Linked DNA regions of Homo sapiens: all the other regions are linked to region 1. Evidence: chromatin contacts called from ENCODE Hi-C or POLR2A ChIA-PET data. All regions are on one chromosome and are shown on one strand. Each heading gives the region's core, a stretch centred on a gene start or an enhancer-like site at or near the end of the contact. The rest is flanking DNA. Distances are from core to core; before and after follow the strand shown.

Evidence for each region. A loop is a pair of places that touch in the nucleus more often than their neighbours do. ChIA-PET counts read pairs that join two places held with the same protein, here RNA polymerase II (POLR2A). Pooled maps may share reads with other maps.
Region 2: a pooled map shows a loop between it and region 1 (7-fold over the local background). The contact joins the promoter of BCL2L1 here to the promoter of PLAGL2 in region 1. A Hi-C loop is called at or near these places in 8 of 50 pooled maps. POLR2A ChIA-PET finds 5 or more read pairs at or near these places in 2 of 52 experiments (PC-9 and WTC11).
Region 3: a loop to region 1 is called in a pooled map, with 4 times the contacts of the local background. The contact joins the enhancer-like site here to the promoter of PLAGL2 in region 1. A Hi-C loop is called at or near these places in 1 of 168 maps with a recorded cell type or tissue (naive thymus-derived CD4-positive, alpha-beta T cell) and 6 of 50 pooled maps. POLR2A ChIA-PET finds 5 or more read pairs at or near these places in 4 of 52 experiments (OCI-LY7, WTC11 and activated T-cell).

What each region holds. Positions count from the first base shown.
Region 1 is chr20:32,206,263-32,209,174 of GRCh38, forward strand. PLAGL2 (PLAG1 like zinc finger 2) reads right to left here and starts at 1,481. Exons shown (of 3, transcript NM_002657.3): 1 at 1,379-1,481. POFUT1 (protein O-fucosyltransferase 1) reads left to right here and starts at 1,618. Exons shown (of 7, transcript NM_015352.2): 1 at 1,618-1,803. The coding sequence starts at 1,680. RefSeq lists a silencer at 1,268-1,687 and enhancers at 1,452-2,365, 1,828-1,957.
Region 2 is chr20:31,721,418-31,724,329 of GRCh38, forward strand. BCL2L1 (BCL2 like 1) reads right to left here and starts at 1,451. Exons shown (of 3, transcript NM_138578.3): 1 at 1,201-1,451; 2 at 238-931. The coding sequence starts at 801. RefSeq lists enhancers at 1,070-1,825, 1,760-1,819, 1,826-2,580, 2,350-2,549 and silencers at 1,190-1,309, 1,360-1,469, 1,369-1,663, 1,870-2,319.
Region 3 is chr20:31,893,799-31,896,710 of GRCh38, forward strand. The region is part of intron 3 of TTLL9 (tubulin tyrosine ligase like 9); the gene reads left to right. Among named protein-coding and RNA genes, the nearest start is that of TTLL9, 25 kb to the left of the region's middle. RefSeq lists an enhancer at 1,288-1,337. Within about 2 kb of position 1,478, at least 14 of the 41 ENCODE cell types and tissues checked have a DNase peak (open chromatin) inside an H3K27ac peak, as active enhancers do.

The sequences.
Region 1 (2,912 bases), core at 231-2,730:
GCCCACTCCAGAGTGGTGGGAGAATTAAATTACAGGGAGGCTGGAGAGTCTCAATGACTTGCACCATTCCAAGAAACATCAAACAGGATTAACAGGGGTTGGATTTACTCTCAGGCTGCTAATTCTTCTGTCAGTGTAGATGGGCCCTCTTTGGAGTCTCTTTGATTCACTATTTCCTCAGATTCCTGCTGCCTCCCACTCCTGGGGAGGCCTTGAACAAATGGCTGCAACTCATCACAACCCCATTTTCATGGGGAGAAAACGTGATTCGACACCCCCGCTCCCAATCTGGTGGCCTCACCTTAGGAGAGAAAGGTTAGAAACCCAAGACCAGACTCTACACACAGTCCCATGGCTGACAGGTGGAAAAACACACAAGCCAGGAGACAGGCTAAGCTTGCAGGTGAAAGCACCGATTCCCCCACACAGGTGTCCCCATATCCTCCACCTAACAGGCCCCTTTCTCCCCACCAAGGTGGGCCACAGCCTGGTCCCAGGCCAACTTTTAGATCACCCCACTGTGGTGTGGGAAAGGTTCAATTCCCCGAGCCTGGGAGAGATGGGAGTGGATGAGGGCTGGAGAAGCAAAGGAAATCCAGGGAGAAGTCTGGAGGGAGTCTCTGGGATGGGAAGGAAGAGCGAGGATGGGAAGGAATCATGAGCAACTTTCCTGGGTCTCTAAGGGATCCCCACAAGAATGAAATGGGGGATTATAAGGGCTGGAAGGCTGGGGGGATGGGGATAGTCAGAAGTGTATCCTCTGAATTTCAAGAGGGTCTCAAAATGGGTAACGGGATGGAAGATGTCGAAAGCCTGGGAGTATGGCCACTGAGGAGGGAACTACAGGTGGGGCTTATTCGACTTCTCCAGACCCAGATATTTGAGGGAAGCCTCAAAGGGAGTTATGTAAGTCTGGAAAATGAAACAGGGTACAGAGCGGGCTATCTGGAGCAGGAAAGGGGGTTATGTGGGTCTGGGTAGGCGTGTCGGAGGGAGGGAGCAGGTGCAGCTTATCTGCGTCCCCCAGACCCGGGTCCCTGGTAAGGTCAGCAGCGCCTTATCTGGGTCTCCAGGGAGCCTAGGGGTCGGGAATGGGGGACCCTCAGGACTGCGTCTCCAGGTCTCGGAAGGGAGGGGACCGGTGGCTTCCTCGGGTCCCCCAGACACAGGTATGGGGTCCAGGGAGAGTTTTCGTCACCCCAGGGCCTATCTGGGGCCGGGTTGGCGCAGACCGGGCCCCGGGTCGGGGGTGTGGGCGACCGCGCTGAGGGGCCCGAGATGAGGCGCGCCGCCGCTCCGGGTACAGGGCGCGCGGACGCAGCGAGACGGCCTCCCGCCCCTCTCCCCGCCGTCCCCTGGGGCCCTCGCCGGCACTCACCGCGCTCGGGGCCCCACGCTGCGGGCCGGGCCGCGCTCGGGCTCCGCCAGGCCCCCTCAGGCCCCGGTAGTGGCGGCGGTCGGGCCATTGTGCGGTGCATTGTGGGAGCCGCGCGAGCGGGCGCTCGGGTCGTGGAGGGGGCGGTGCCGCGGGATCTCTATGGTCCCGCCCGCCCGCGGGCTAGAGCGGCCGGGGCGGTGCGCGGGCGGCGCGCAGGGACCGCTGGGAGCGGGGCGGGCGCTCGCGTCCCTCCTTCCCTCCCCGACTGTGCGCCGCGGCTGGCTCGGGTTCCCGGGCCGACATGGGCGCCGCCGCGTGGGCACGGCCGCTGAGCGTGTCTTTCCTGCTGCTGCTTCTGCCGCTCCCGGGGATGCCTGCGGGCTCCTGGGACCCGGCCGGTTACCTGCTCTACTGCCCCTGCATGGGTAAGGCCTCCCAAGCCCTCTGCTCAGATGGAGAAACTGAGGCCGGGAGAGGAAAAGCCACTCCTCAGATGCGCCCAGAGACACCTTCACAGGTCCAGGAGAGAACCTCAGAGCGGGACGGGGCATGCTCTTCTCCTCTCTGCCTTAGTTGCAAGGGCACAGAGGGGCCAACGTGTCCAACTTTCCATTTGACAGATGAGAAAACTGAGGCTGGGAGAGGTTACGTGACTTGCTTGAGGTCTAAGCCAGTCCAGGGTCCAGTAAATGGAGTTAGTGGGGCAGGACTTGATGTCACTGACCCACGCTGGCTCCTGGTGATTTTTCATTGATTCAGCAAATATTTATGGGGCACCTATTCTGTGCCGGGCCCTGTTCTCTGTACTGGGAATACCGCAGTGAATAAGATAAACTCCGTGTCCTTGTAGAGCCTTCATTTTAGTTGGGGAAGACAAACAATTGAGAATAAGTAGGCCAGGCGCGGTGGCTCACTTCTGTAATCCCACCACTTTGAGAGACCGAGGCAGGATCACTTGAAGCCAGGAGCTCGAGATCAGCCTAGGCAACATAGTGAAAATCCAATCTCAAAAAAAAAAAAAAAAAAAAAAAGCAGAGCGTGGTATCGTGTGCTTGTAGTCCCTTGGGAGTTATCTGGGCGGCTACTTGGGAGGCTGAGGTGGGAGGATCTCTTGAGCCGAGGAATTCGAGGCTGCAGTGAGCTCTGATCGTGCCACCGCACTGCCAGCCTGGGTGACAGAGTGAGACCCTGTCTCGAAACAAGCAAACCCAAAAAGGGGTAAACATAAAACAATAAATACATAGTTTCATAGAGGATGATGAATACTAAGGGAAAATAAAGAGAGCAGGGTAGGGGAGAATCTAAAGACCATGCCAGGTGCACAGTTGAAATGGGTATGGTGGATCATCATTGTGGAAGTGGATGATCTTAAGGCCCCCAGTGGCTTCCAGACTCCTGACCATGACTTTCAGGGCCCTGAATGATGTGGCCTCCACTGGCCATCTCCACAACTCCCTTCTCTGCTGATCCTCCAGCTGCAGCCACACTTAACTCCTTTGCGTTCCTCACACATGCTCAGGTCTTCCAGTCTGCA
Region 2 (2,912 bases), core at 201-2,700, 480 kb before region 1:
GAATAGTGGAGTCATGGGGGTGACCAGGGTGAAAGATGCCTGATCTCTGAAGCACAGGGTCATTTGTATTTCCAAGGAGTTAACCTCTTGTGGTGAAATGAGGCCAGTCAGGTTTCCTCAACTATCAACGTCTCCAACAATCACCCAACACAACAGAAAGAGATACAGAAGAAGGGCTGTTGGGGATCTCTGACCAGAGGCCAAAGAAAAGGGACACACAAGGGGCTTGGTTCTTACCCAGCCGCCGTTCTCCTGGATCCAAGGCTCTAGGTGGTCATTCAGGTAAGTGGCCATCCAAGCTGCGATCCGACTCACCAATACCTGCATCTCCTTGTCTACGCTTTCCACGCACAGTGCCCCGCCGAAGGAGAAAAAGGCCACAATGCGACCCCAGTTTACCCCATCCCGGAAGAGTTCATTCACTACCTGTTCAAAGCTCTGATATGCTGTCCCTGGGGTGATGTGGAGCTGGGATGTCAGGTCACTGAATGCCCGCCGGTACCGCAGTTCAAACTCGTCGCCTGCCTCCCTCAGCGCTTGCTTTACTGCTGCCATGGGGATCACCTCCCGGGCATCCAAACTGCTGCTGTGGCCAGTGGCTCCATTCACCGCGGGGCTGTCTGCCAGGTGCCAGGATGGGTTGCCATTGATGGCACTGGGGGTCTCCATCTCCGATTCAGTCCCTTCTGGGGCCTCAGTCCTGTTCTCTTCCACATCACTAAACTGACTCCAGCTGTATCCTTTCTGGGAAAGCTTGTAGGAGAGAAAGTCAACCACCAGCTCCCGGTTGCTCTGAGACATTTTTATAATAGGGATGGGCTCAACCAGTCCATTGTCCAAAACACCTGCTCACTCACTGAGTCTCGTCTCTGGTTAGTGATTCTCTTCTAAGATCCAAAGCCAAGATAAGATTCTGAAGGGAGAGAAAGAGCTTCAGGAAAAAAAAATAATTAATATGCATGCCATTTACCCTAAAAATTCCATTCCCCCTCCAGGTACCAGAACTGGTTTCTTTGTGGGTCTTACGAAGGTCTGGGTCTAGGTTCCAAGATACTTCACTTAAGTCAAATCGAAAGCACCAGTGGACTCTGAATCTCCCACCAGCCTTTTCTACCCCCGTCTTCTCCGAAATGCCTTCCTCGGAAAGTCACTCCCTGGGCAGTCCCCCCCGCCCCACTCCCGCTCCCCCGCACCACCTACATTCAAATCCGCCTTAGGCAAAGGCAGGCAGGTGCAGCCCCCGGAAGATCTTTTGTATCACAGGTCGGGAGAGGAGGTGGCTGCGGGGATGCCGGTAACTCAGCCGGCCTCGCGGTGGCTGGCAAAAAAACCAGCTCCGGCCGGAGGGATCATGCGACCCGGCAGGCTGGGAGCCCAGAAGGCGACACAGGAATTGCGAAGCTCAGGAACCAGCCCCCTCGCTTGCTTCCTCCTCCATCGCCCGGATCGAGGGCGGCCGCTCCGCAGCCGCGGCCTCCTGCCACCCGGGAGCCCAGCCCCCTCTCTCTTGCACGCCCCTTGGCTCTCCGCCTCCTACTGGGAGCCAGGAGTACTCTCCCGGAGGTGGCTGGTATGGATTTAGTTGGTTTTTGTTTTTCTTTTTTCTATTTAAGCACCAGCCCAGGGTGAGGTGGAGGCGTCCGAAACCCTAAAGGGACTTCTCAATGGGGTTCAAGGTTTCAGTGAGGGACGCAGGGAGGGGGAAACTGCCTCAGATCTGCAATCTGACTTTGGGAAGGCCACCCCCAGGCCTGTCTGTGATGTTGAAGGCCGGAGACCCCCAACAAATGCCGCTGGTTTGCTCTGAATTCCCCAAAGGCCCAGAACGTGGCAGTTGGGGATTGCCGGGTCCTCCATTCCCCGCCCGGACACAATGGCCGCCGGCGCCCTGCACAAAGACTGGGTGAGGGTGAGGCGCTGGGCCTCTCCTCAGGTCAGGAAGAGGGGTCGAGGCCTGCTCGACGGCCCCACAGCTGAGACCACGTTTTCCTGGGGACAGGCCCAAAGTGGCTTTCTGGCGCCCCCGGGAGGGCTCCGGGGCCGGGGGCTGCACCTCTCCGGAGCCCAGGGTGGGCCGGCTGCGGCCTAGCGGCTTCTCGAGCTCACTAGGCCGGGTACCCGCCGAGCCACCGCCCCGTTGCTAGGCAACCGCCCTCCCCCGGGGGCGCCCCCTAGACCTTCCTGAGAGGAGGGGCCTCGCCCCCGGCGGTCCGCCCCAGCGCAGCCAATCAGCGAGCCCAGCCGGCACGGAAGCGGGACGGCGAAGGCTCCTATTGGGCGCAACGGCTGTCACGCACAGGGGAGGCGGCGCTCTCACCTGCGAGCCCCGCGAGCCGTGGGGGGCCACATCCCCCTTCATCGGCCCGGTAGCTTCCAGACGCAAGAGCTCTTCGCGGCCGAGTTCCGCGCCGCGGACCCGGGCCGGCCTACCTGGCTGCCGGCCTACCTGGCTGACTGCTCGCGCCGTCTCTCCCGAACAAGCCGGCCTCAGTTTCCCCTGAAGAGACAGGGGAACTTGCAAGCTCAGTCACTTCCGGTGCCGCGGCAACGCGCGCGAGCCCGAGACGCAAAGGGAGTGCGCGCCTTGAGTGACTGGCATCAGGACCGGGGAGAGATCGCCCCCTCGCGGTAGATCTGGGGAATCGGGAGGCGCAAAAAATCAACATTTATAATCACATTTCCATTTATTCATTCAGTCAGTCAGTCAGTCACTCATCAGTCAATCAGCCTATTTCATCCGTCCGTCAGTTTATATATAGAAGAAGCATCGCCTTGTGGTTAAGCACTTTGTCTGGATTCTAACTCTGCTAGTTAGGCAAGTTTCTCAACTGCTCTGTGCTTCAATGTCCTCAATTGTAAAATGGGTAATAGTACCAACCTCTCTCGTTGAGCTATTGTGATGATTAAGAGAG
Region 3 (2,912 bases), core at 228-2,727, 310 kb before region 1:
CAAATTTGGAAAATTTTTTAGCCATCATTTCTTCAAAAAATATTTTCTGTCCTATCTCTTCCCCATCTCTTTCTTGAACTTCAGTTATATGTATGTTAGACTGCTTGATATTATCTCACGAGTCACTGAGGTTCTGTTCATGTATAAATTTTTTCTCTAATTCAATTTGAACAATTTCAATTAGACTGTTTTCAAATGTACGGTTTTTCCTTCTCAATGCCTAGTCTCTTGTTAAGCACATCCATTGAACTTTCAATTTCAGATATTATAGTTTTCCCTTCTAGAATTTCCATTTGGTTCTTTTTTTTTTTTTTTTTTTTTTTGAGACAGGGTCTTGCTCTGTCACACAGGCTGGAGTGCAGTGGTGCGATCATGGCTCACTGCAGCTTTAACCTCCTGGGCTCAAGTGATCCTCCCACCTCAGCTCCCCAGGTAGCTGGGACTACAGGCACGTACCACCATGCCTGGCTAATTTTAAAACTTTGTGTAGAAATGGGGTCTCACTGTGTTGCACAGGCTGGTCTTGAACTCCTGGGTGATCCTGCCACCTCAGCCTCCCAAAGTATTGGGATTACAGGTATGAGCCACTTGGCCATTTGGTTCTTTTCTGCAGTAACTCATCTATTCACACATTGTATCCATCTTTTCCCATAAATCCTATAACATATTTATAATAATTTTTAAATTTCTTCTCTAATGATTCTGATAACTGGGTCATTTATGGGTTTATTTCAGTTGGCTCTTTTTCCTCTTGATTATGTATTACATTTCCCTGCTTTGCTATTGCATGTGTTATATTTTTAGAACTGCACTCTGGATATTGTGTATGAAAAACAATTGTATATCATAATTTTTTAGTCTTTATATACATATACATATATACACATACATACACACACTTTATATATATATACATGTATATACACACACACACACACACACACACATACGTACACACACTTTATAGAGTATGCGAGCTCCTTCCTCTGACTAGCAGGTTTAGGGGCTGATCATTCAGATTCCTCCTAAAGCTGAGTTGAACATGGGTTGGGCTGCAGCTTTAATTAAATTGCGTGTACTCCAATCCAACCTCCTTCACTGCCGTCTTGAGCTTGTTAGTATTTGAGCTATGTGGGGCTGCAGTGCTGATTATTGTTTAATTTATTTTTATTTTTAGAGACAGTGTCTCACTATGTTGCCCAGTCTGGTCTCCAACTCCAGTTTTTCATCCATCAACATAAAAAAATAGAGACAAATCTCCAAGTAAAAAGGTTTTATTTGGGAATAATATACAAGAAGTAGAACTGCAATCCAGGATGTCCACATAGACTAGGGCAGCCCCCAGCATGTCTGAGAACAAAGGAAAAGTTTAGGGTTCTCTTGGGGAAAGAGGAGATTTACGTAAGTTGTTTCAAAAGAAAGTTCATTGGCGCTAGCAGTGTTTTTTATGAGAGCTGGCGAGTTCAGTAGCAGATTGGTGAGTGTCAGTAGTTGCTAGGTAGGACTTGGAGTCTCGGAGTTCTTGTTAGGCCCTTGCAGTTTTGGATTGGGCCTGAGAAACCGTGTCAGGCTAGTGTTCCTGTGTTAGCTGCTAGCTGCCCTTGTGCTGTTAGCAGTACTCTTGTCTCATGTGGGAAGCTGTGGTTTGGAAAATGTTCTTGTGAAAGTTCTTATTATCTGGCAAATCATGCATGAGACTCCTCCCTTCATGACCTTTCCTGGCTCTGTATTTTTATTTTTTTACTTTTTATTTTTTGAGATGGAGTCTCACTCTGTAGCCCAGGCTGGAGAGCAGTGGTGTGATCTCGGCTCACTGCAGGCTCTGCTTCCCAGGTTCCAACGATTCTCCTGCCTCAGCCTCCCGGGTAGCTGGGATTACAGGCACATGCCACCATGCCCGGCTAGAAGCTGGGAAAGGCAAGGAAACAAATTCTCCCATAGAGCCTCCAAAAGGAATGCAGCCATGCCAACCCATTTCAGTCCCTCTGCCTTCTGGAACAGTAAGGTTATTCATGTATTTATTTATTTATTTATTTATTTATTTATTTATTTATTTATTGAGACAGGGTCTCGCTCTCTTGCCCAGGCTGGAGTGCAGTGGCACAGTCTCGGCACACTGCAACTTCCATCTCCCGGGTTCAAGCGATTCTCCTGCCTCAGACTCCCCAGTAGCTGGGATTACAGGCACCAGCCACCATGCCCGGCTAATGTTTGTATTTTTAGTAGAGATGGGGTTTCACCATGTTGTCCAGGCTGGTCTGGAACTCCTGATCTCAGGTGTTCTGCCTGCCTCAGCCTCCCAGAGTGCTATGATTACAGGCATGAGCCACTGCGCCCGGCCTGATTTTTTTGTATTTTTAGTAGAGACGCGGTTTCACCATGTTGGTCAGGCTGGTCTCCAGCTCCTGACCTCAAATGATCTGCCCGCCTCAGCCTCCCGAAGAGCTGGGATTATAGGCGTGAGCCACCTAGCCCGGCCCCCTGGCCCTATTTTGCCAGGGTTTGACACAAGTGATTCCATTTTGAATCTGACAACTTTCACACACCACTAATTATAATGTTAGCTCGAGTTTTTTTAAGATGCTTTTATCAAGTTGATGAAGTTCCTCTCAGAGTTTTTAAATGAATGAGTGTTTAATTTTTGTCAAATGCCTTTTCTGCATCAATTGATATAATCATGTGATTTCTCCATTTTAGTCTGTTAATATGACTGATTACATTGTTTTTTTTGTTGTTGTTTTGGTTTTTTTTGAGACAGTCTCTCTCTGTCGCCCACACTGGAGTGCAGTGGTGCTATCTCGGCTCACTGCAACCTCTGCCTCCCCAATTCAAGCGATTCTCCTGCCTCAGCCTCCTGAGTAGCTGGGACTACAGGTGCCCACCACCACGCCTGACTAATTTTTGTATTTTTA